3 separate regions of the Mus musculus genome follow, and regions 2 and 3 are each linked to region 1. The links are chromatin loops, found by intact Hi-C in ENCODE. Cell type or tissue: heart. All regions are shown on one strand.

Region 1 (8,000 bases):
CTACTCATTCTAAATGATTTGCTCTCCGGTATTCTGTCACAGCATGGACTAAGACAGCAATCCATCTCTCTTACCTTATAATTTTAGATGGAGATGTATTCTTTTTTTCATAGAAAGTAGATTGGACAAAGCATTATTGTTCTGCCTCCAGTGTAAAGTCCAAACTCATTGTTCTGGTACTCTTGGCAGAACCATCCTGGTAAAAGCAAGGCTATTCTAAAGAGAGATATTTGTGCCCCTCCCTGTGGTTATCAGACTACCGAACAATGGTCTCCAAGGAATTGGAATTTCCCCAGGAATCTCTTGCTGGGAAAGGAGAAGACTGAAGCCCTAAAGCTTGTGCCAGCCAAAGGAGGGACTTGTTTCCCAGGAAGAGACTTCACATTATTCTGACCTATCCGATGACCTTGCTGGATAGACCGGAAGCCTAGACAATGATGGATCAGTGATGACTGGGGCTACATCTAAATCCAAACCTCATGTCCATACTCCAAATTCAGGGTGTCACTCAACTTATCTTCCCCACGTGGCCACCAGGAGTAAATCTCCTCTCTCTGCTTGTCACTAGTATTTGTTTCATTGTCTGTTGGTGACAAATGGCCAAGCCTATCTCTTAGGGGACCAGGATGAAAGATCTGGCCCTAAGAACTCTGGTGACATTGACTCTTGTATCCAGTGCCTATTCATTTTTGAGGCCCGCCCAGCACCATCTCCCTGTGAGTTTCAATCACTTATATCTCATACCAAGCATGCAGGCCTCACATTTGGGTTCTTTTGCTCCATCCCCCCAGGTGCTCATCTCTGTTATTTTCTTGGCTAAAGACCCCACATCTACTTTTAGAAAACTCATACTTCCAAGTCCAGTCACCAGGGAAGCCACCCATGCTCATGTCGGCCCTTAGGAGCTCCTCTAGTTCACAAATGCTATGATGCTCTTTAGCTTGTACCTCTTGTTTGACATGCACTAGATGCAACTCTGGATGTCTGAGTGTCCCTACATTTACAGGCTATTGAGTTAGGACATGGATAACCAGGGCTAGCCAACAGGCTTGTTTCTGGAAACACAAGTTAGGGAATCCCAGGCATAGATATGCCAGGCATGACATCCTAGGACTGGGATGGTGCTAGTGTTCAGGAGCCTTGCAGAGAGCAATAAAAGAGGTCGGCCAACACTGTAAGACAAGAAAGGGACAATACTGAGTGAGGGGTCTGGGTGAAAATGGATGGTCAAAGCCCTGGTTTAGGTTAGAGGGCTGGAGTTTATTTTTGAGAATGGGAGACCATGTTGAACTTTAAAAATATGCTCACAACACTTTCAAAAAGCCAGAGGGCGAGTTGGGGAGATGTTTGATGTTTTTCTGAATATTCATGGAAATTAAACAAAACTGGAAAGGGTCTTAAGCTCTTTCTACCATCTTAAATATACATATTTAAGTTGTGACTCTCTAAGATAGGGGTATAGAGGTCAACTGTATCCATTTTGGGCTGATACTTCTGTGCAAAAGCCTCTCATTCCATGCCCTTTGGAACATGTTTAATAAATGTTATTTACATTTAGTCTGATCCACGTTTAATTGTGTGTTAAAAAATAGGGAAAGATTGGAGAATTTTAGAGATATATGTTTATTTTGCCAAACTTTACTGTGTTAAAAGCTAGCATTTTGGGGCAATTTTTGAACAAAAGAATGAGACCAGCCCAGATTAGAAGTAGCCAAAATAACCAGACTTCTTTGAGGTATATATACATTACAAAGTTGGAATCCCACCAAGTGGTGTTTTTCAAATTGCTTTTATTTTTTTTTTCAAATTTCATTATCTTCCAGAAATTAAAACACTGAATAGATATTGAAGAAGAAACCAATTCTTACTTATTTTCTTCCACATTGTTCAGATTTTCAATTATAAGAAAAGCCCTGCTTCCACACTGGGGCTAACCTCAAGGGTTCTTTGGTTCATTTTGGGGACAGTTCTTTTGGAAAAGCCCACATCTAGTTTCTTCTTGCTTTAATTCTCTTCTACACTGCAAAGCGAGAAGAGCCTGCCCACTTGTGTCATCACAGAAATGGTGACTGAAGTCAGGTAGACATATTTGAAACGGGGGTATTTTAACATAGAATGTGATCCATGCAAGATAATACCATTCAACATGAAAGAGAAATTCTCTAAGGGTTGCCTGTCAATCTATTATCTCTGCCCCCATCCTCTCCTACAATAGGAGAGGTGACATCATGTTGAGCTAGTCTTTATTTGGGGACACCATTGTAAGCTAAATTCCAGCCTAACCTTTTAATGGCTTCTCCATGACAGATTCTGACACCACAAATGGATCCCGTTGTCACAACTGATATGTTGTCGTTTGATCCTGACAGGAGCTGCTCAGCTCGCTGCTCCGTTTTTTCCACCAGAGCCATGGAGCCAGCTGCTGACACTCTTCAGGCCCTGTCCCACAGACATCTCTCAAACACAGGATCCCACTACTGTGACAGTCAAAGGATCCTTTAGTTCTTTGGTCTATGCTGAACTCAAAATAACCACAAAGACTAGTTCCGACTTAGTGATTTTATTTTTCTGATCCAGCTAGCCAGTGCTACACATTGAATCAGCGAAGAATTAAGAGTCTGGAACCCATACAGGTTTTATTTATGAAGGAAAACAGTCTGGTTAGTTAAGGCCTTGAATAAATACAGGGATACTTTTACAAGTCCACGACACTGCTGTGTAACCATTATGATGAAGGGACTGGGTAACTGCCCCACCCCTAGCACGATCAAACAGAATTCCACCAGAGTCTCAGGTAGGCCTTTCTGCTTTCTTTACAAAGTGTTAAGATGAAGCTTAACATGTAGAAGAGCTGGACTCAGGCTGTCCAGGAAATAATCCATGCCCAAAGAACCCACTGGCCCCCGAGGCTTACCAGAGTCCAGACAAGGGCTGCTGTAGTCACTGTAGGGTGGCCCTCAGAACAGACTTTGTTTAACCAGCTGCCCAAGTTCCATGAAAGACCTTTGTTTAACGAGTAAATGTATTCTGGACAGAAAAGCAGGAACAAAACACACATTGGGGTCTATCCCCATGGAAGAATGCTTTCCTGGTGTGCACAAAACCCTGGGTTGCAACCCAAACAGGACCAACAAATTCCCTAAATAAACAACAATAATGCTTCCCGAGTCATATCAGACTGGGAAGATAAAATGAAGCACGTTGGAGAGGTTTGACATTGAAGGTTGGGAAACAGCAGAATTACTGCTCTGCCAATAATAGCAGCTTTTATATTTCTCTAGGCACACATGAGAACAAACACACACACACACACACACACCACGGGGGTGGGGTGGGGGAGAGAGAGGTTATGATTTAAATTTGAATTTCTCTTGCCTTCTCATTGACCTTGAAAACCCAAGTAGCTCAAATTACACATGTTTGAACTGAGAATCGTAGACACTAACGTTTCAAACATAGTACTGGTGTTGAGGGTACAGTGAGGGTTACGGCTGAAGCTTAGGTTAGCGTTGAGTTCACAGTGACAGCTCAGTCCCAGTCCAGGGATGTAAGAGAATGCACCTGTTCAGATGGTGTGACACAAACCACGGCAGCTCAACCTCTGAGAAGAGAAGGAGAGTTCATTTACTTTGGGGAAGTAGACAAGACATTAGGTTTAAAATGGAGTCTCATGTACACAGAGGTCAGTCCAGAAAGATGACCAGGTCTCTCCTTAGGGACAAATCCCACCCATTTCTGTAGGGTGCCCTGCTACCTTCTTGTATCGCTGTTTGGAATCACCCAATGGCACTAGTCCCAACATAAAGGGACAAGGAAGGAAGAGCAGGCTTATGAAAACTCTCAGGTCCTCTTCTCAAGGTGTCCTGACCACAGCTGGAAGCGCCTTCCGTGTTTGTCTGCACAGTCCCTACAGAGGTCAGAGCACACTGGGTAATGTGCTGTGTGCTTTTCAAGTCAAAAAAGCTATGGACATAAAAGCACCTGCCCTTCGGGGGTCCGAGCTATAGTTATTTCTGTACAACAATACACAAAGCCAACAGCAACAGGATCTGAGGTGGCTGGTGACCTGGTGGCACAGCTGACAGGCGCGTCATGCCTGTCCTTCAGAGGACCTCACTAAAGTCACTGCTGTGGCTTCCTCAGCATGGACATATTTGGTCTAGGGAATGCAAGGAATTTGCTGGCTGAGCAAGTTCATCCATTCTGCTTTGTAAGGCTCCTCTCCATAACTGTTTCTAAAAAAAGAAAGAAAAAAAATCCCCCAGCGGGCTCTGTCGCCAGAGTAGCACCCTGGTCAAGGGGACAGTTTAAGTTTGAAAGAAATTTCTCAACATGCACTGTACCTACTCCCCAACACTGAATCTGGTTCTTGCTTTGTTCATTACCACTCCCTAGAATTACTGTCTGTCTGTCTGTCCTGAAGACAGATAAATGGATGACAGAGGAAGCAGAATTATAGGTTGAATATAGAAATTATTCTGGGTTTACTGGTGTTTAAACAGAGTCACAGAAACTGATCATGGCCATGTTAAAGCAATGGGTGGCAGACCAGGACCTGATAGGCAACGGTCATAGTGCCTTAAGGTTGTGGAATATTTGTAGTAGGCTTCGTCCCCTAGACACTATGTAACTGACACTTGCTACGTACTATACTCAATTTGATAAAGTATCACTAGGCAATAAGTATTTGAATTAAAAAATACATAAATCAAGGCCAGGCTAGTGACATAGTTTAAAAAAAAATCACATTATTACAACTAATGTGAAATTTTCTATTTGGAAACAACCCTCAACAGTGTATCTTAAACATTCTTAAGAAGTAAAAATTGACCAACAATGGCATGCAGAAACCATGCTTTTTCTCACGTTTAATTTACTTACGTATGTGTTAAACAAAAAATTAGCCGTGTCTTAAGGGAATAAGCCCAAAAGGACAAACTAAATTAATCTGGATGCCCAAGTAGAAAAAGGTGGAACAACTCTGCCATCTAGTGGCAAAATATGGCCTGGCAACTAAACCAGCCAACCCAATTCCCTTCTATAAATTCTCCTCAGGACTATGAGCCCAAGACTGGCTCTGGTAACAAAAAAATAACGAAAACTTCAGTGCACGTAGACAGTCCTAAGAGGTAGAGATGTTTCTCAAGTGTTTCTGGAGGTAGATCCAACTTCCGTCTGAGAGATCCACCATGGGGTTTGATTTCCTTCATTGTTCCTAAAAACACAGACCTTGTTCATCCCTAACTTAGGCGTGCGTGCCCATTCAGTGACAGTGAGTCTGAGCTGGTCTCTCCTGCCTGAGCAGGACTTGTCCTCCACTAGGTGGCTTGGAAGAGGACTCAAGTGTCTTTTTTTCTGGGTTTTCTTTGTCTCTGATCTTGTCTGAAATTTAGGGTCTTCTCACAATGCTCAGCGGATATAAAATATTTAAGGATACTTACCCGTTTCAAAAACATTTCAAAATATTACTCTGAGCCCAAGAAAGATGATACAAAGTAATAAACTTTGTGTGCATTTGTGCAAGATGTACCTTCCGTCTCGAGTTCTTGTTTGGTTGGATTGGGTTCACAGTCTCTGTGGAAAGGTATTCTTTTTTTTGGGGGGAGGGGGGTTTCGAGACAGGGTTTCTCTGTATAGCCCTGGCTGTCTTGAAACTCACTTTGTAGACCAGGCTGGCCTTGAACTCAGAAATCCGCCTGCCTCTGCCTCCCGAGTGCTGGGATTAAAGGCGTGCGCCACCACGCCCGGCTGGAAAGTTATTCTTATGGCAGAATGAGAACGTCTTCTGTTCCAAAAGAAAAGGAAAGTAGACTTCAGTTTAGTAAGAATTAGATAAACACCAGTACATGTGAAAATTGTCTGCATCCTTAACATGCAGTTAGGCTACTTTTTGTCCCAGTGACATTCATAGGGAGTGGCTCTCTGCTCCCTCCTCAAGAGGATGGTTAGCCTGGCATCTCCCTCAGCAATCTTTTAAGAACTCTGACTACATATTGACTCCCAGGTTCCATATTGCCATGTTATGTGTGTATCAAGGCCGATGACTGATGCCTTCCCATCACTCTCCATTTATATCTGAACTTTCTCCACCATATGGGTACTGGAGACTGAACTTAGGTCATCAGATTCTGTGGCAAGTGCCTTCATTCACTACCCATCTCGCTAAGGATACCTTATTTTTAGAGACGGTCTCTACTGGACCTAGAACTTATCAATCAGGACTGGCTAAGGAGCAAACACAGGGTGCCTTTTGTCTCTGTGACCTTACATTTGATGTTTTACATGAGTGCTGGAGCTCTGGATGCAACCAGCATTACTGACTGAGCCACCACCCCAGTCCTGTGACTTCATTTTTAGAATAGTGACTTGTAGAAATAAATGCGTATGTGGCCCAGGGTTGGTTTAGGACAAGATTGGTTACCAGCAAATATAACAGTTAACTAAACTGTCTTTCAACCTGCTGCTTAACCTTTTCAACACTTTCAAAGTCCACAGGTGAAACTGGCCCAGACAAAACTGACAGAAGATCCAGAAAGGCCATGACGTTTTATTTTCTATGGCTTTTGTGGAACCAGGGTCTGGGCCCAGGATCTTACAGATGCAGGCAAACTGCCTCCAGGCCACTCCACTGGTGTATGAGAACACAGCGAGTCCGCTGTGAACAAGGTGGGAAGAGACAGGATGGAAATAAGCCAGGAGTTCAGCACTGTATAGTTTTTAAAGACAGGTTTATTTATATATATAAGTGCATGAAATTGAATACAGAAACTTTATTAAAATACTGTATATTACAAACTTTAATCCAATAAATTCTGTGTAATGACACTGAAGTGCTGGATTCACTGTGACAGATGTCCTGTGTGTTTTCAACAGTTCACCCTGTATATTACAAAGAGGAGAGCCATGTGCAGATGGATCTCAGAAGTTGTCCTGGGACCAGACGCGGATGGTGTAAGTTGTGCATCTTTTCTTTACAGCTGTGAATTGAACTGCACTCTTATCTTCTGAGGCCAACTTTCAAGAACCAAAATAACTTGCATATGTTTATTGCTGCCCTTTGAAGAAAATGTGTGGTGAAAAATAATTTAAAATAAGGACCAGCATCTCTGAGGCTAACATGATGCTTACAGCGATTAAAATACTTAAAATTCACTGCAAAATTTGTGTCTCCAGGGAGTTATGCTATATACACAATGAGATTTGTACATGACTTGGGAAATAAAAAAATCGCTCATATAAAATTAAAAATCAATAGTATACACTATTTACAACCTGTTAGGTATTACATATAAACATAGTTGAAATAATCCTTCAGAATGAAATTGTTTTATGTAAACATGCAACACACACACTCTTACAGTGTAGTTTATAGTCTTAACAGAAGGGGAAGTCATGTTCACATAACGCGGGTACCTCACCAAACACACTTTTGTCTGAGTATCACCCTCCAACGTCTAGTCTTCCTGTCTTTAAGCTTCACAGTACATTTAATATTTCTATTGTAAAAATAAATCCCTGATGGTAAACATATGTCTAAAGGTTACATAAAGTGTCTGCCTTTGTAACTACAATATTAAACTAACACTGTCCACACAGGAATCTCTAGTTTACCTAAAACTCAACTTTAAAATCCCACATTTGTTTGTCTACATTTTTCTACTTTCATACTTACTTGGAAAAAAAGAAAGGGAAAGAAGGAGAGGCAAATACCCCCGTGTGGTGAAGGACTGTAGAAGCAGTTGTGGCCTGTCACAGTCAGTGGCTAATGTCTACGGAACCGGAACTGTAAAAGGTAAGTAGCTGGACTTGTCTCAGTGGCCCACTGTAAGTGCTGGGATCTCTCTGCAGGTGCTGTGCACAAAGCCAGCTCATTGGCCAAACCCCAGTCCTCCCTAAGTCCACTTTGCAAAAGATTCTTAACTTTCAAGGCCCTGAGATATCATTTAGCTTTTTAAAAAAATTATACTGTGGTTTAGCTAAATGGTTCATCAGTGGGCTGG
Region 2 (8,000 bases), 410 kb before region 1:
TATCTATTACTGTACACGACACAAGAGAACACTTATTGGGTTTACTGTAGAGTTTCTACTTATCACCTAATTTAATCCTAACAACCGAATCAACTGCTCAAACTCAGCCATTTTACAGAGGTAGGGGAAAAAAGTTTTGGGAGAGATTAAAAAAAAATTAACAACTCCAATTCATCCATTTTACAAAGAGAAAACAAAACAAAAAACAAAACAAAACAAAAAAAAAACAAGTTTAGAGAGAGATTATGAAATCTTCCTCAGAACGTGGCCCCACATGACACCTTGCCCATTTCCTCTGAGAAGATAACATTTACCTACCAAGGACAATCCCCTCCCAAAGGGATGAATGACACAGCAAATCATGAAGACATACTTTGGAATCAAACCTGACCAGGTTCAAGGCCAGGCTTTACCCCATTCTGTGTGGCCTTGTTCAAGGTACTTAAGCTCTCAGAAAAGAAGATCAGATTTCCCAAGCTGTAAAATCAGGAAACATTATCCACCCCAAACGGGCTAAGGACTGAGGAGTAAGCTACACAATGTAGAAGCTTTGCCTACCACATGAAAATGCTGAAATATTAATTCCCTGGAAGAACGCCTCTAAGGTAAAGAACATGTATCCCAGACTAAGGTTTTAGATGTATGTTTTCACTTTAGTTAAAACGCATAAGGAAAAGGCGGCTATTACCGTGCTTGCGACTGTAAGCAACACGGCTCTTAACACGGCTATTAGTCGGCATAACACAAACTATCCCCAATCTAACGCCAGGGGAAGAATAAGAAACAGGACGGTCAATGATGGGTGAAAGATAGAGCTCCTCAACTCCCCCTACCACAGAGGCATCAGCTATAGCATCCAAAAAGGTTTTGACTGCACAGAGAATTTAAAGATAAAGCTGTAAGTGTTCCGTTCCGTATTAAAACTAAAGCTTTTAAGCGGTCACGATATTACGAAGTTTTTAAAGCGTGAACTCGGATTGTAAGCCGATCACGTGACCTCCCACAGCTCCCAAGCTTAAATGTTAAAATATGCAAATTCCCAACCTGTAACAGCTTTGTGCGACCCGGTTTTGCAGCCTCCAGCCCCCCTGTCCCTAGCTGTCCAGCCCACATTTAAATCCGCGGTGGAGAAGTGGTTATTTTCAAAGACGACAGCACCACCGTGGCGACTAGGACCAGTGATCGACCATTCTTTCTCGAGAAAGAAATACATACTACAAGGTGCAAAAACAGGACACAATCAAAAAAGCGTAAAGACAGTCACAAGGAGAAAAAACATGAATGAATGTGGAGGGCGGAGCCTGGGAAAACCCCTCTGCAACGCTGCACTGAACAAAGCGCTTCGCATGCCAGAAGGAGGGGGGAATGGAAGTGCCAGCTCCGGAAGGAGCCTAGAGTGGATGCGGAGAGCAGGAGGAGGAGGAGGAGGAGGACAGAGTCGGCGAGAGCAGCAGCCTTGAGACTCCTCCTCGCGCCAGCCTCGCCACAGCCCCCTCCCCTCTCTAGCCGCAACTCCGGCTGGAGCCCGACCCCGCGGCGAGCCCAAGCCGCCCCGCGCCCCTACCCACCGGCCCCGACCCACCAGCGGCGGGCGCGCGCCCTACGGGGAGGGAAACTACCCAGGTGGCCCGGAGTAAACAGGCACTCCGGGCAAAGACCGAAAGGGAAAGCGAGCCACAAAGCCGGGAGGTGCGGAAGCCGCGGCCTGGTCTCCCGCAGCCCCGCCGAGCCCTCCTGCGAGAAGCGGCCGCGGCGACCAGGAGGCCGGCCCTCCGTACCTGCTGGGCTCGCAGGACCGCAGCTCCCGCCGCCCGTGCGGCCAGGACCCGCCGAAGTGGCAAGCGGCTCCCGCACGCAGCATCCCCTCCGCAAGGTCGGCGCCGGCACACGCGCACACACTCACTCACACGCACACCCGCGCGCCCGCCCGCCAGGGGGAGGTGGTCCCGGCCCCCGCCCCCCGCGCCGCGCTCTCCCGGGTGCAGCGCCCCCACCGCCGCGCCCGGCCCCGCACCCGTCGGGAACTGCGCTGCACTTGACAACCGGGACATCAGCACAAGCGGAGCCTCCTCCCGACGGGCACCGAGGCGCGAGCTGGGCGCGGGAGGGACCGAGTGGAACCCGGCGGGAGAGCGGCCTTTACCTCTCCCGGGTGTCCGTGAGGACGGCTGGCAGCGCGAGGGCGGCCAGGGCGAAGGTCGGCGGCTTCCCCCCGCGCGTGGGCGGGGCAGCAGGGGATCCCCGGGGGCGGCGGGGCGGGGGCTGCGGCGGGAGGGCGGGCTCCTGTGAAGCCGGCCCGGGGCCCCCTGCCGCCCCGCCCGCCCGCCCGCCCGCCGCAGGCCCCGCCGCGGGGACCCAGGACGCAGGAGGAGGCGCGGCCCGAAGGGCGGGGCGGGGCGGGGCGGCAGCGGAGGCGGGGCTCCGCGGCCCGGGGAAGCCCGGCCGGGCCGCAGTCGGGGGCGGTTGGCCCGGGAGGAGGGGCGGGGCCGGGCGGGGCCGGATTCTCTTTACCGTCTTTTGACTTTCTAGAGCAGGCTGTGGGCCGGCCCGGTGACGTCATGGTGTCTCCCAGCCCCGCCCCTCGCCCTGGCCCTGGTAGGGAGGAGGAGGAGGAGGAGGACCCTGGAGGGAGGGGGGACCCCAAGGGGGTTTCCTCTGCTCCGCGTAGAGGGAAGGGGAAAATCATAGTGAAACTTGAAACGCATTAACTTTAAAAAATAACTTTTAAAAAAGAGAGAGAGAATGAAAGGGGGCTGGGTTGTTGACTTGGAGGGTCAGAGGGGACGTGTTATTAAGCCCTAAACTGAAACCACTTTTTTGGTGGCGGATGTTCTATTAAAAGACCGAGGAAAGCCAAGGTTATTCCGGAGAGAGCCGGTGCTTCCCAGAGCCTAAGCAGCGGCGAGCGCAGTTAACCCCTCCTTAGCTGCCTGTCAGCTGGGGACTAACCCGCGAGGGAACTTTGGAAGCCGAAGAGGGGGTGCGGGGCGGAGCCACCCAGCAGGCTTCTGGAACTCTGGGGGAGTGAACAGGGAAGACAGACTAATTTATTACAAACCAGAGTTTGACCCCGGCTGCTAGAAAGCGTTAGAGAACGGGAACTGGAAACTTCTGGAAATATCAGGAGAGCTGACTCTGGGGAACGAAGCAGGTTTTCAAGGGTAGGCATAATACTAGCAGTTTGAACTTAAAAATTACACGCATCCACAAAAAAAAAAAAAAGCCGATAGAAGATTGTACGGGCCACCTCAAAGTTGGAAAGAATAAGGTGTTAAAAAAAAAAAGGCGCAAAACAAAAATATTCTTTGTTAAGCGATCATACGCCCACTAACAGCTGACCATCTGTGCAAACTTGTTTTGCTCCCTTAGGCTTTCATAAAGATGTCCAGGTCGTTCCTGCTAACGGTTGACCCCTAAAATCCCCCGAGGAAGTCCTACCTCTAGCTTGCTGGAGCTAAGAAAAGCACAAAGCCCCAGAATGGAAATTATTAAAAATGGAATACTTGGTAATGGCAAGCTTAGAGCCAAAAATAATGTTTTGCAGAGGAAGAAAATATGCCTACCAAAAAGTAAATTTGGTCATAGGAGCAAAGATTATGCAGCTAGAAAGCTCGGGTGGTGGGTAATACTATGTCAGCCTTACAATGAAAGAGTACCATTTTAATATTCCAGTAAGATGTCTTCTATTTTATTAAATGAAATACCCAATGGGTAGGATTCATAAAACATATAATGTAGTTCCCCTCCCCCAGCCGAGCTGTTTGAACCAAAAGATAAACATGCAGACATAGATAATGTGTTAAGATTAAAAACAAAAAGTCTTCAGAAGTCGAGTTTTTGTTACTTGAAACAGAAAGAGAAGAAAAAAAAGTTAAGTGCCAGAGAGAAATTTTTAACTCAATATTTGCTGAAGACAACAGAAATGTATCCATGAACCCAGGATGTCTCCAAGATACAGCAATGCTAAGAGCGTTTGAGAAAACTGCATATCTGGTTTTGATTTGTCATTTTACTGTGTTTTCTTGAGCAACAAACCAGTATTAAAACTTCTCTCTGAGATAGTTAATATAAGAACACTTTCCTGGTAAGTTTTCTGAATTGTCTAAATGCGTTTTTTTTTTTTTCCATACCAAAATGCAGGGAAAGGCAGCTATGTTAAATGTTAAGTAGTTGGTTTCGGTTTGTTTTGTGACACAGTAAATAGTAGATCCTCAAATAGCAAATAAACGGAATTGGATGAGTGAACCCGTCCAGCCCGGTAACTGGTAAACTTCAGCTTGAACTGTCAAAAATCCTTGAACAATGGGGATCCCAATGATGGCTCTAGACTGGGAAGGCAGAGAGATTCCAAGGGGCCTCTTTCTCTCCATCCAGCAGGCCAAGTAAGAGTCTTTGTTGCGCCCCTTGGGAGACGTAGGGTCCTGTGGGTACTCTGACCTTATCTCTCCCGCTGAGCATCTAGGGGAGAGCATCGGTCCAACCCGAGGCCGCACCCGAGCGTCCCCCAACCCCGGTTCCCACGCATCTGCCCGGCGCTGCCTGGCTCGGGCTCCCCCTTGGCACGGCCCCGTGGCTCCACGGCACCGGCCCTCCGGCCGGTGCGGCCAGCAGCGCCACCGCCACGCGGAGATCCCGGAGGTTCCTCCTGTTGGCCCCGGGTCACACCGCCCGCTCGTCCCTCCCCTTCACCCTGCGAGCTGGGTTTTCCCGTCCACCAACGAGTCCCCTCCCCCCGGCCCCCACTCCGGCGACCCGGCTACAAACCCTCCCCTGCTCGCTCCCAGCAACTGTCCCCCCTACGCCCGGGCTCTTCCCAAGCCAAGCAGACAAAAGAACGGAGGGAGGAAAACTTACCGAACTACAAGGCAAAAAAAAAAAAAAAAAAAAAAAAAAAAAAAAGTCTGCTCCCAAGCTTCCTGGTTCAACTTTTCATTTTAAAAACAAAAGCAGAAACCAAAAGCCTCCTAGGTTGGAAGTGGGCGTGAGAGGAAACGCTGGGGGAGGCGCTTGGTTCCCTCCCTGCGCTGCCCCCCCCACCCCCCCACACCCCCCTACCCCGCTTTTCTGGCCCCTACCCAAAGCTTTGATGTTATCTGGTGCACCGCCTACGTGGGTTATACCTTGAGCTTGGTGCCTGGTGACAGTCAAGATAGTCTCCTCTGTGGGTGCTGCTAGGAGGCAGCGCAGCAGGTGGCCAAAGGACGGAATCCTGGCTCTAGCCGGTCCTGGAAAAGGACCTTTGGGGCTCCCTTTCTCACCTGAGCTGAAAAGGGCTCTCCCAGCTAGGAATCTTTGTCTCAGAACTGTGCTACGTTTGCTGTTTGAATCAGAGAAGGAGGTCTCCCAGATTACATTCTTTTTCCTTCCACTCAGAACAAACTTGTAATAAGATCGTTTGGATGTTTCCCCAGGCTCTGTTCAGTTTTTAGATCTCAGCTTTGGAAGCAGATATTATTTTCTTTCTGAGATATTCCTGCAGCCTTCAAGAGACAAGAATACAAATCCCAAGATGGTATAAACTATAATAACACACTACAGATTCCCCTTTGGGTCAAAATACCTGCACATCCTCCCCCTTACGTTATGGAAAGCTCTCAGTTTTACTGTATTTACCCAGACACTAGCTCAACTTAGATGTATATTTCTTATGTTTTCAGCCTCAGAATCATCACTAAGGAAAGCTATTTTGAAAATCAGAAACAAACCAGGTTAGTAATAAAGAAAAGGCGGGGTCTCCCATTCATTCTTCCTGGCACACATACCCTTTATGACAGCACCAGGCTGTGTTCAGGCCCTGCCTCCTGGGAATTTACAAATTAATGGAGATAGCACAAACACGTGGAAAAAAAATACCTGGAGGGAGAAAAGATAGAGGCCCCAGCTTATAAACCGAGCCAATTAAAGTTACAGTGAGTTATTTATATGACTGCTGAGAGATCTTTGGGTGGAGGGAGTGTCTATCCACAAAAGTTCCAGGAGAAGGTGAGTCCTCAGTAGAGCGCTTAGGAAAAGTTCAGGATCTGTCTGGAAGATACACACCATACTCCAGTGCAGGGAGGCAGCCCCTAAGTGAGAAGGTGCGGAACTATGGGGTGCTGTTTCCTTCATGCAGTAGAAAGTCTAGGCGGTGAGAAGTGACAGCCAAATTAGGAAGGACACTATTGAAAGTGGGAGGGACACTCTTCACCTGGGAACCCTGATGGGAGCTGTGCACCTGGGCTGTTCCTCTGGCTGTAAGACAGGGTAGGTTTGCTGGGTAGGTTTTTCTAATAGTAGTCGTGAGGCAGTCAAAATGAACTGGTACCAGTCAGTCAGAGAAGAGCCAAGGCAGCCATCATTTGGAAGGAATTAAGACACTGTAAGCAGTTGGTCGTCGTTTGGAGACATCTGGACAGAGATAGTCTTTTTAAGCATAGTCGCTGTGGCTGATGGATTTAGGATATGGGAGCTGGGTACAAAGACTGCAGCTGTGGTCACACTAGCTGTAGTTGTGTTGAGCGGCAGTCGACGTGGTAGCCAGCACCCCGCTCCTGTTTCTCCTTCATCCCATTTCTAAAATGTTACATAATCTCCAGTGAGCCGTGGAGTTAGTACACCAGTACATCCATGCCTGGGATCCAGAGAACATCCGGATGGTGAAAACATAAAGGCTGTGTTTTATGGAAAATAGACTCTAATAACTTTATAATATTCTGCATCTGTGGAGCGGAAACAATGGAAGGCATGGTTGTTTAGAAATCTACGGCAATTCAAGTTTTTAGAAAGTGATCGATGATTTCATAAAAGTGTAGCTGTTGGGGTATTTGAGATTGACAGGAGGGAAGGGGAAAGGTGTTTGGGGTTGAGCCTATCTCATTTTGAGAAGGATGATCTCCCTGGCGCTTGTTTAATTCACACTACAAGACACCTGTCTCTAGCTCTCTTGCAAAGGGCCTACTTCAATGTTAACTATGACCGTCTCAGGAGTATTATTTAGTGTACTACCTGTTAAAGGAGGCTGGAAGAAAGATAGTTATGATCGACAGAGGTGCTACATGAAGTTCTCAGACTCCTATGTACAGTATGTCCTAGGTAGTGCATTGAGAAACACGGGGAAGGAGTGAGCAGTGTTCTCTGGAAGCTACCCCTGCTGACCTGTGATCTCACTGTGTAGAAATAAGTAACAATAATCTAATCCATGGTATCAGCCTGCTCAGGCAATGTAAGAAAAAAAAAACAAAAAAAAAACCCCATAAACCAGGGATCTTGGGCAGCGTACATGGATCCCCTTGCGGTTCTGGGAGATAGAAATCCACAGTTAAGTCTATAGCAGATTCCTTTCTACTGAGGTCTGTCTTCCTGGTCTTCAGATGACTGCCTGCTTGCTGAGTCTTCACATGGCCTTTCCTGAATAGTATGGATGGAAGAGGAACGAGAGGAAAACGAACCCTCTGGCTACTCTTAATAAAGACACTGCTGTGGGTAGAGGATGAGTAGTGTTCTCATAGGCTCAGGATTTTAAGGACTTGCTCCCTACCTCATTGCTCTGTTTGGGGAGCTTGTGGAACCCTTAGGAGGCAGAGCCTTGTTTGGTGGGAGTGGGTGATTCTACGGGTGGGCCTACAGGTTTTACAGCAGAGAGTGCTTCCTGCCTCTGCTTGGCTCCTTGTCCTGGGAGCAGTAATAAGAAAAGGCATCTCAGCTGCACATCACCACTACCACAGGCTCAGTGTCTTCCCCTCTGAGATGGACTGCACTCCACAACTATGACCTAGAATAACATTAACCCCACGGGATCATGCTCCCACTTATGGCCTCATTTTAACTAAGTGCTACAAAGTTCCTAATTCCAAATACATTCTCACTGGGGAGCAGCCTTCGTGAATGAGGTAGGGGGCAATCAGTCCTGTGGCATGCAATAGTTTTGTTTGGGGATGGTTTTGTTTTGTTTGAGATACTGTAGCTCAGGCTAGCCTAGAACTCACAGAGATCCACCTGTCTCTGTCCCCTAAGTACTGAGA
Region 3 (8,000 bases), 100 kb before region 1:
TCCATGGTGGATGGGTGAACACATGGAGATGCACCTCTTGCATGTTGACTGACCACCCTGCTGTAAATCACTTCGCCTTCACTCAGCACCTGTCATTTCCCGGAGTCACAGAGACAGTCACAAAAGACCCATAAGCACCAGCAGCCTTGATGGCTGTCATTACCTTAGTATCAAATAGTCCCGAAGTATATTTAGTTAAAATGTTATCATTACTAAATCTAATCATATTTACCATATGAATTCATTACAGTCTCAATACCTTAGAAGAGCGTAGCTGTTAATTGTTTTAGAGCTTTATAGTTACTGTAACAAAATGCCACAAGCTGGGCACCTTAAACACTATGAAAGTATATTTCCCCACAGATGAAGAAGCTAATCGTCTTACGGATCAAGCATAGTAGCTGTATGTCTCCTTAGAAGGTGGAGAGGAAGACCCTTCCTTCTGCTGGCTCCTGGCGGCACTTGTTTAATCACAGCAATGCTATCATCTCTGCTTCCATTTTTCTTCCTATTTGTGACTCCCCCACCCGCACCCCGCACCTTACGAGAATCAGGACTCCAGATCCAAATGTCCCTCTCTTTTCTCATATAAACCAGAGTCATGGGAGGGACATAGTGACTCCTCCAAGTCCAACATAATTCACTTCAGGCTCCTTAGCACTTCACAGATGCGAAGGTCTTAGGACAAACTTAGTTCCCTTTCTGATGGTCTGGGAGTTTGTGAATCCTGGAGGCTGCTCTTCAGCTCAATGTGACCAACTCAGCTGGAGAGGACAGGCAGGTGAGCTTCTCCCTTCAGATACAGAGACCATTGAGCAATGGAACCATGGAGCTGGAATTTCCCCAGAAGAAGGACAGGGGGAAAGGAAAGGCTGGGGCTCTACTGCCAGGCACAGGGGAGCTTGTCTTCCCCGAAGAAGTTTTTGTCACCATGTCGACAATTTTCCAGATAGCAAGAACCAGTAGCCACACTCCATCTTTTCCCTTCTCTGCTCTTGACTATTAGGGCTATTGCGTCGGCTTATTGAGGGTGAGTGGAGACAGTTTTCCTGTTAGAGCTGCAAGGTTTCAGACTTGTACTGTAAAAGCTCTAGTGTTACCACCCGATAATTCTGGTTTATTAACTGAGAGACTGGAGATTCAGAAGTCATAGATACCGAATGGTAGCTCTTAACTCTTTTCATTGGTCTGTCCCAGTGATGACTCAGTGATGAACCCGTACAGTCTGCTCCCCTTCAAATGGACATTTGTTAGTCATTATCCCAGAACCTTCATTCACCAGCGCACAAAGAGACTGACGTCATCATTCTGGTAGCAAAACCCCTGAGGGTCAGTAACATTGATGGGTTTTTCTCAATGAAGAATTACCCAAGAGAAAAAAAAAAAAGTCAGACAAAGCTGTTTCCTGCATGCCATATGATTTTCTTAACAAATCCAGTTTCTGTCTCCTTTGTGAAGACTGAAAAAAATCCAATCCTTCCTCTGTGTCTTCAACACATTAGACATTTTTCTTTCAAATCTTTTAAGCCAACATGTGATGAATGCCAGGGTAGAGAACACAGCATCGTTGTGGAAACACCTGCTTTTCTGGACCCAAGCGACTTTAACAAGTGAGTTAGGGCCAGTGACACAGTTCAGTAAGGCACTCTTTTTTTTTTTTTCTTTTAAAGATTTATCTTTTTATTTTATGTATGTGAGTACACTGTATCTGTACAGATGGTTGTGAGCCTTCATGTGGATGTTGGGAATTGAATTTTTTAGAACCTCTGCTCACTCTGGTCCCTGCTTCTTCTGGACCAAAGATTTACTTATCACTATACATAAGTACACTATAACTGCCTTCAGACATGCCAGAAGAGGGCGTCAGATCTCATTATGGGTGGTTTTGAGCCACCATGTGGTTGCTGAGATTTGAACTCAGGACCTTTGGAGGAGCAGTCAGCGCTCTTACCCACTAAGCCAGGCACTCTTTGTGTGGGTACATGTATCAGACCTCAGCACCATCAGAGAGAAAAAAAAAAAAAACATGTTTTTAATCAGACGTTGAGGACAGCCCAGAAAAGGAAACACTGAGAGCCGCTAAGGGTGGCTATGGTTTGAAAGTGTCACCCAAGAATCCATGTGTTAAAATGAACTTCGAAATTTACATGTTAGTGGTAACCTTACCTTTGTGAGGTGATTAGGCTAGATGACACAGCCAGGCGCTTACAGGAATACAATTTTTCGGATGTTCTCTTCACCCCCAGCACAGAGATTCTGAATTTGTCTGCACTATGAACCCCGCGCTAGGTGTTTAAAGATAGTTCTAATACGCAGCCAAAGCTGAAATTCCCCTCCACGTAGAAGAATCCTGCTTAAATTGTCTTCGAACCACTGGCTGCTTTCCTAGCTGCTTTGAGCAGCCAGTGCCAAACCAGATAAGCAGAACTGGAGACCTGGCCTCACTGGGTACGCAGCAGAGGTGAGCTTGAGGCACAGCCTGGAGCCAAACTCTGCTAGAGGCATGGAAGCATCTATAGAGACTTTGGGTCGAGACTTCTCACAGCTCCCTATAGACGTGAACCGATGTGTTTTCCGGGCATTGAACACCAGGCTGTGAGCACCGCGGGGGTGGCACCTGTGGGGATACTTTTGACATTCCACATCAGCATTTTCCCTGGGCCTCCAGCCTGCACATTTGAGAATTGCCAGATCCTGTCATCCCTGGAGCCTATTCCTTGAATGAAATTGCCTTCGACATGCACTCGAATCCGATTGGTGCTGTCTCTCTGCAGAGCCTGACTAACATACTCCCAAAGCGTTGCTCCTTGCATTAGTTCCTTCCTCTCAGTCTACCTCAAGCTTGCTCGCTGCCCACACTCCCTCCATCAGCCCACTCTGTATCATTTGCCTGCAGTCCCTGTGACTCATAGGCCTATAATAATCCTTCGGCTTCTGCTTGCCAAGTTCCCACTCCCTCCTCTCTTCATTCAAGAGTCTTCCCAGATGCCACACCAGCCATCCAATCAAGGGAACAACAGCCCGCGCTTCCTAGAATGAACCCAACCAGTGGAACAGAGTTAACGAAGATCAAATAAATGGATGAGTGCTGTTTGAAAATTAATTTCTGAGACTGTTCCACATACGACCCTCATAGAATGTTGAGTTCCAAGAAGGGATAGGAGCTGCTTGCTTCACAAGACACTTTGTCCCCGCCCACAGCCTGTGTCAATCTGTCAGTCTGTGGCTAATGGAGCTCATAAGCCTCTGGTCCTGGGGCAGGACTTCCTGAATGGGTGCTAAAAGCCATTGTTCTGAATAATGACAGGCTGAAAAGATAGCTTCCGCTACCTCGTAGGATGGCTTCCTATGAGAAGGTCTGGAAGAGTCAGGGAAAGTTCCTAAGAAAGTCACAATCCCTTGATACTGGCTCATCATAATGGCGGCTTCTAGATAGGCTCCAGGGCCTGTGATAAACTCGGTGCGAGCACTTCATAACATCCTAAGCAAGGAGTGCAATCATGTCTGGGGGAGGAGGGTGGGCCAAGAAGCCCACCTGTGTTTAGAGTCAGGAAGCTCAGCTCAGCTCAGAGGTCATTACTAGCTGGAGTAGAAGAGCAGCTATGGCCAGAGTGTAGCAGTTACTATAAAAGATCTCCAAAGGTTCTCATTGCCACCCACATGCTGTAGATGACAAGGAACCCAAATACCTCTCCTCTCTCTCAAATACCAGGAGGAGCCCACTGAGACACACTCCTAATAGTTATTACCATGCTGTGGCCTTGAGGCTCCTCCAAGAAGCTAACTGTCCCAAACACCCTGAATGGTTTGAGGGAAAAGTGATGTCCAAAAAGACCGAAAGCCAGAATGGTTAATTCACTTTCTGTGAGCTCCTAAAATGTCAAGGTGGAAAAAAAAAAAAGTAGACTCTCTAGGCACTCTAAATCCAATTAGTTCCAATTCTACAGCACTTATAGTCATAGGTGACTCAGCCCTGCAGAGTTTGGTCTCTTCTTATGCAAATCGGAAGCATGATGCCAGCTTTCTGCTGGTTACCAGGAGAATAGACAATAGTAATAAGGACTCACCCAATAGCATTTGTTTTTCCTTCTCCGTTCTCGTGATACAAGGGCTCCCTCAATGCCACGAGGGATTTGATTGGTCATCACTTGCAAGCCCTGGTCAGATTTAGTGCTAAATCCTTGGCACACAAAGGAGCAATGCTGACCCAAGGAATAAGATGTGGGTGGGAGGAAAGAAAACTCACTGAGTATCACCAAGAAAGCAAGAGGGTCCCAGGTCACACCACATCGTATATTAAAAAGAATACAAAGAAGGACAATGAAGACAACACATATCACGAATGCCACGGACACCAGAAACCTTAGATTTCAGTGGGTTTTCCCCAGTACTGCATCTTCAGTAATTAACACAGCGTCAATAGAGTCACCTAAAGAGAAGAAAGAGGCGCTGTTGCCATATCCTCCCCCTTCCCACCCAGCATATGGATGGACAACGCTTCCAGGCAGCTCCTGCAACACAGTGCACCAGAAATAAATTCAAACAGCAATTAGGAAAAGACAAGGAGGAGGGCCTGCTCAACATTTGGAGATGGAGTATTCAGAGCACATTTGTTTACATTCAATCTCCCATCTTATATTAAGTTGGCTTGGCAGGATGTCTTGACAATGGTTGCATAAATTTAACAGGGAGGAGGGACGTCGCCTCCTACCCTCCTCTGTGTGTGTGTGTGTGTGTGTGTGTGTGTGTGTGTCCTTCTGGGCTTCAACTGTATTTTTCTCTTCATTATGTGCTAAGCCTTCCATTAAATGAGAAGATGAGAGCCCCCTGGTGGTTGAATTAATTCTTCCTTTCTTAGAGGTGTTGAAACACAGTTATCTTGGGTTGTGAAATTCCTATGCCTTGTTTTGATTAGCGAATCTCCTTTGTTAAACAGGCCGTGTCCCATGGTGGTGTCACACCTTGAACTTCTTTGATGTCCATCCTCTGCACTTAGGCAAATAATCAAGGTACCTTCTGAAAAGTAAAAAAATAAAAATACCGCTTCAGTAATTACATCTGAGATGTATATCTAACACAATTTATTAGGTATCTCTACACAGTCTGACACCCTACTGGGTATAAGGAAAAAAAAAAAAAACCAAGGAAATTTAAGTCACCTTTGACCTTGACAAGCTTACATCAGAGAAAAGATGGCCTCGAGGCTTTTAAAGATGTGGTTTCCCTATAAAACTGACCTAGTTCATCAAGTGACTTAGTGTTCTTATCTGCTCCCAGCCTTCCTTCATTCTCCTACACTCCAATCCAATTACCAACAATTTACAACCAACTCCACTCCTGGCATTCCATTGACATGAGCCTCATTAACGCAGGGCACCATCCTTTCAGATCCTTCTCTAAACTTTCGGGTTTTTGACAATGATTTTGAGTTTATGCAATGGACCGTTTCCCAGAGGTTCATGTGTCCTTTGTCTAATGGTACTGAGAAGTAAGGGGACTGTAAAAACGTGGGAATTGATAGGAAATAAAGCAATGGGATAAAATGGTCAAAAATGGGTGGGTGTCTTTCTATAGAGACTGGGCTAGTCCCCTCAGGAGCTAGACGAGCTCTGTGTGGAGATGCTCAGCCTCACTCTGCTCTCTCTCACAAACATGCCTCTCTTGCTTGCTTGTCCACTCTTCTTCCACATTGTAATCAAGCAAATAGCCCGGCCAGAAGCTGAGCAGACCTGACCCCATGCTCCTGGACCCCCATGGTCAGCACAGGCACATAGTGTAGAACTCAGAGTGTATAATAGTGACAACATTAGAAAAGGCTTAAAAAAAAAAAAAAAAAAACCTTAGTCCACCTAGTTTCCTTCTTCCAAGCAACTATAAGTCCACATGAGTTAATTGTACTTAAAACAGATATAAGTAGGCTCTTTAAAAAAAATAATATCCTGCTGTCTGGTTGCTCTTATTTTTAACTTTCAATGAACATTGTTGACAACTCTGACTCAGTGTAATGCAGGCTACTTTGTCCTCTCTAAAGAACTACATAGAAGTATGTTGTGCGCATCATAGTTTATTTAATCAGTTCCCTGTTGGTGTAAATTCAGACCTTCTTCAATCGTTTACTATTACAAGTTGGCACTGTGGTGAATATCTTCATACAGACATCATTTGTACACATGCCAGAATATATTTAGACTAATTCCTAGAAGTGGAGTTACTGGATCAGAGGGATATGTATATTTTTACTTTTGACAGTTACTGCCAAATTATCCTTTATCAGAGTCTATCCACCCTGACAGAGAATGGGGCTCTGTTTTCCAAAATCTTCAGTAATATATTGAATTATAACTTTGAGTTTTCTCTGTACCAATCCTATGGGAGGAAATGGAATCTCAGTAGAGTTTTAGCTTAAATTATTCTTGAGTGAGGTTAAACATCACATAACATTTTTAAAGTATTAAACTATATCCTCATATTTATTTATAATCATTTTGGCAGTACCAGAAAAGTCATCCAGGATTTACATATAGATATTCAAGGCCATCAAGTTACATACCCCACCAGAATATGACATGTATGACATATATGAATTTTCCATAAACATGCTTTCTATATACTTTATCCTCTCTTCCTTCCTTTCTTCCTTCTTCCCTTTTTCTCCCTCCCTCTTTCTCCCCTACCTCGCTGGTCTCAACTGTCAACTTAGCCCGACCTAGACTCACCTAGGAAGAGCCTTAATGGGAAATTATCTGGGTCAGGTTGGTCTGTGTGCATGTCTGTGGATGATTGTCTTGATTGTTAACTAATGTGGGGAGATCCACACTGAATTGTACAGCATCATCTCATAGGAGGGGCTTGGGACTGTAGGAGAGGAGACAGAACTAGCTGAGAACTAGGCAGGAAAAAATATTCATGTAATTATTTTCTGCTGTTGACTGAGAACATGCTACTTTAGATTCCTACCTGGACTTCACCACAGTAGTGGGCAATGGCCTGGAACCATAAGTTGAATAAACCCTAAGTTACTTTTGACAACATCAATATTTTATTGCAGCAACAGAAATGATTCTCCCTCACCCCCTCTTTCTGTTCCCCAGAAATTTATCAGGTAGCCTCCAAAATGGGCCCAGATGACCCCCAAAATGCCAGTACTGACACACATATGTGTATCTTCCCACACTGGACCATGATGCATGACCTATAAAACATACCAAGAATGATGGTAATGATGGCCTATAATCTTTCAGATTAGCTTTTAAAATGTGTTCAGCTTATATCTTGGGGGCTGTCTTGAGCCACTGCTATGGGTACTTAGTGAGCATGACATAAGCATACAGATGATGGAGTCATGTGAGGGGTCACGGAAGTCTCCAGTGATGGGCACAGGCCCCCAGCACATCTCTCACGGACTGCTGCAGAAATGGCTCATGAGCTGGGCTCAGAGACCTAGTACCATCTCTTCATCCTACATCCAGGTTCTGCCCTCAATCCTGTGAGATTTAAAAAAATACTTGCTGGTTTCGCTTAGTTTTTCAAATATCAACTAATGTCAGTAAAGATTTCTCAATATATTAAGAAAAACGGTCCTTTCTCTTATGTTTCAGCTTACTGATGGAACTTTAAAATACCTTTTTCTGTTAAACAGCTATACTACTTCTTTCCTTCTTCGTTCCTTGCCTGCGCTGAAGATGTTTATTTATTTTTTATGTTATAAAACACCAATTTGGGATCACTTCTCTCTTCGGAAATGACAAAAAAAAATACTTAGAAAAAAGAATCCAAAATTTCCCCTCTTGCAAGAATAAAGGCCCAGACCAATCGAGACAAACTTCCTGCTCAAATCAATTAAAAATAATAGGAAGGGCAGTTCCTCAGAAAATTGGACATAGTACTACCGGAGGATCCAGCAATACCTCTCCTGGGCATATATCCAGAAGATGCCCCAACTGGTAAGAAGGACACATGCTCCACTATGTTCATAGCAGCCTTATTTATAATAGCCAGAA

Evidence for each region. A loop is a pair of places that touch in the nucleus more often than their neighbours do. Peaks named below come from ENCODE experiments on the same cell type or tissue, not always from the same donor. Only the 100,000 strongest peaks of a DNase experiment are listed, where the experiment ranks them.
Region 2: a loop joins it to region 1, with 5 times the contacts of the local background. A loop is called at or near these places in 11 of 42 quality-filtered maps.
Region 3: a loop joins it to region 1, with 2.9 times the contacts of the local background. A loop is called at or near these places in 3 of 42 quality-filtered maps.

Annotation. Positions count from the first base shown.
Region 1 is chr13:41,640,067-41,648,066 of GRCm38, reverse strand. Tmem170b (transmembrane protein 170B) reads right to left here. Exons shown (of 3, transcript NM_001163572.2): 3 at 6,713-8,000. Among named protein-coding and RNA genes, the nearest start is that of Gm5082, 4.8 kb to the left of the region's middle. RefSeq lists an enhancer at 3,384-4,855. In heart, a CTCF peak has its summit at 4,993 (motif pointing left); a DNase peak (open chromatin) is centred at 4,106; H3K27ac peaks cover 4,109 bases.
Region 2 is chr13:42,046,234-42,054,233 of GRCm38, reverse strand. It overlaps Hivep1 (human immunodeficiency virus type I enhancer binding protein 1), which reads right to left and starts at 2,213. Exons shown (of 9, transcript NM_007772.2): 1 at 2,144-2,213. It overlaps Gm28707 (a long non-coding RNA gene), which reads right to left and starts at 7,221. Exons shown (of 2, transcript XR_001780922.2): 1 at 5,121-7,221; 2 at 3,667-4,458. In heart, CTCF peaks have their summits at 779, 1,912 (motif pointing right) and 4,650; DNase peaks (open chromatin) are centred at 1,363, 2,543, 2,903, 4,643 and 1 weaker place; H3K4me3 peaks cover 5,162 bases; H3K27ac peaks cover 4,894 bases.
Region 3 is chr13:41,743,962-41,751,961 of GRCm38, reverse strand. No RefSeq gene overlaps it. Among named protein-coding and RNA genes, the nearest start is that of Gm40925, 71 kb to the right of the region's middle. In heart, CTCF peaks have their summits at 4,647 and 4,846 (motif pointing left); a DNase peak (open chromatin) is centred at 2,941; H3K27ac peaks cover 1,351 bases.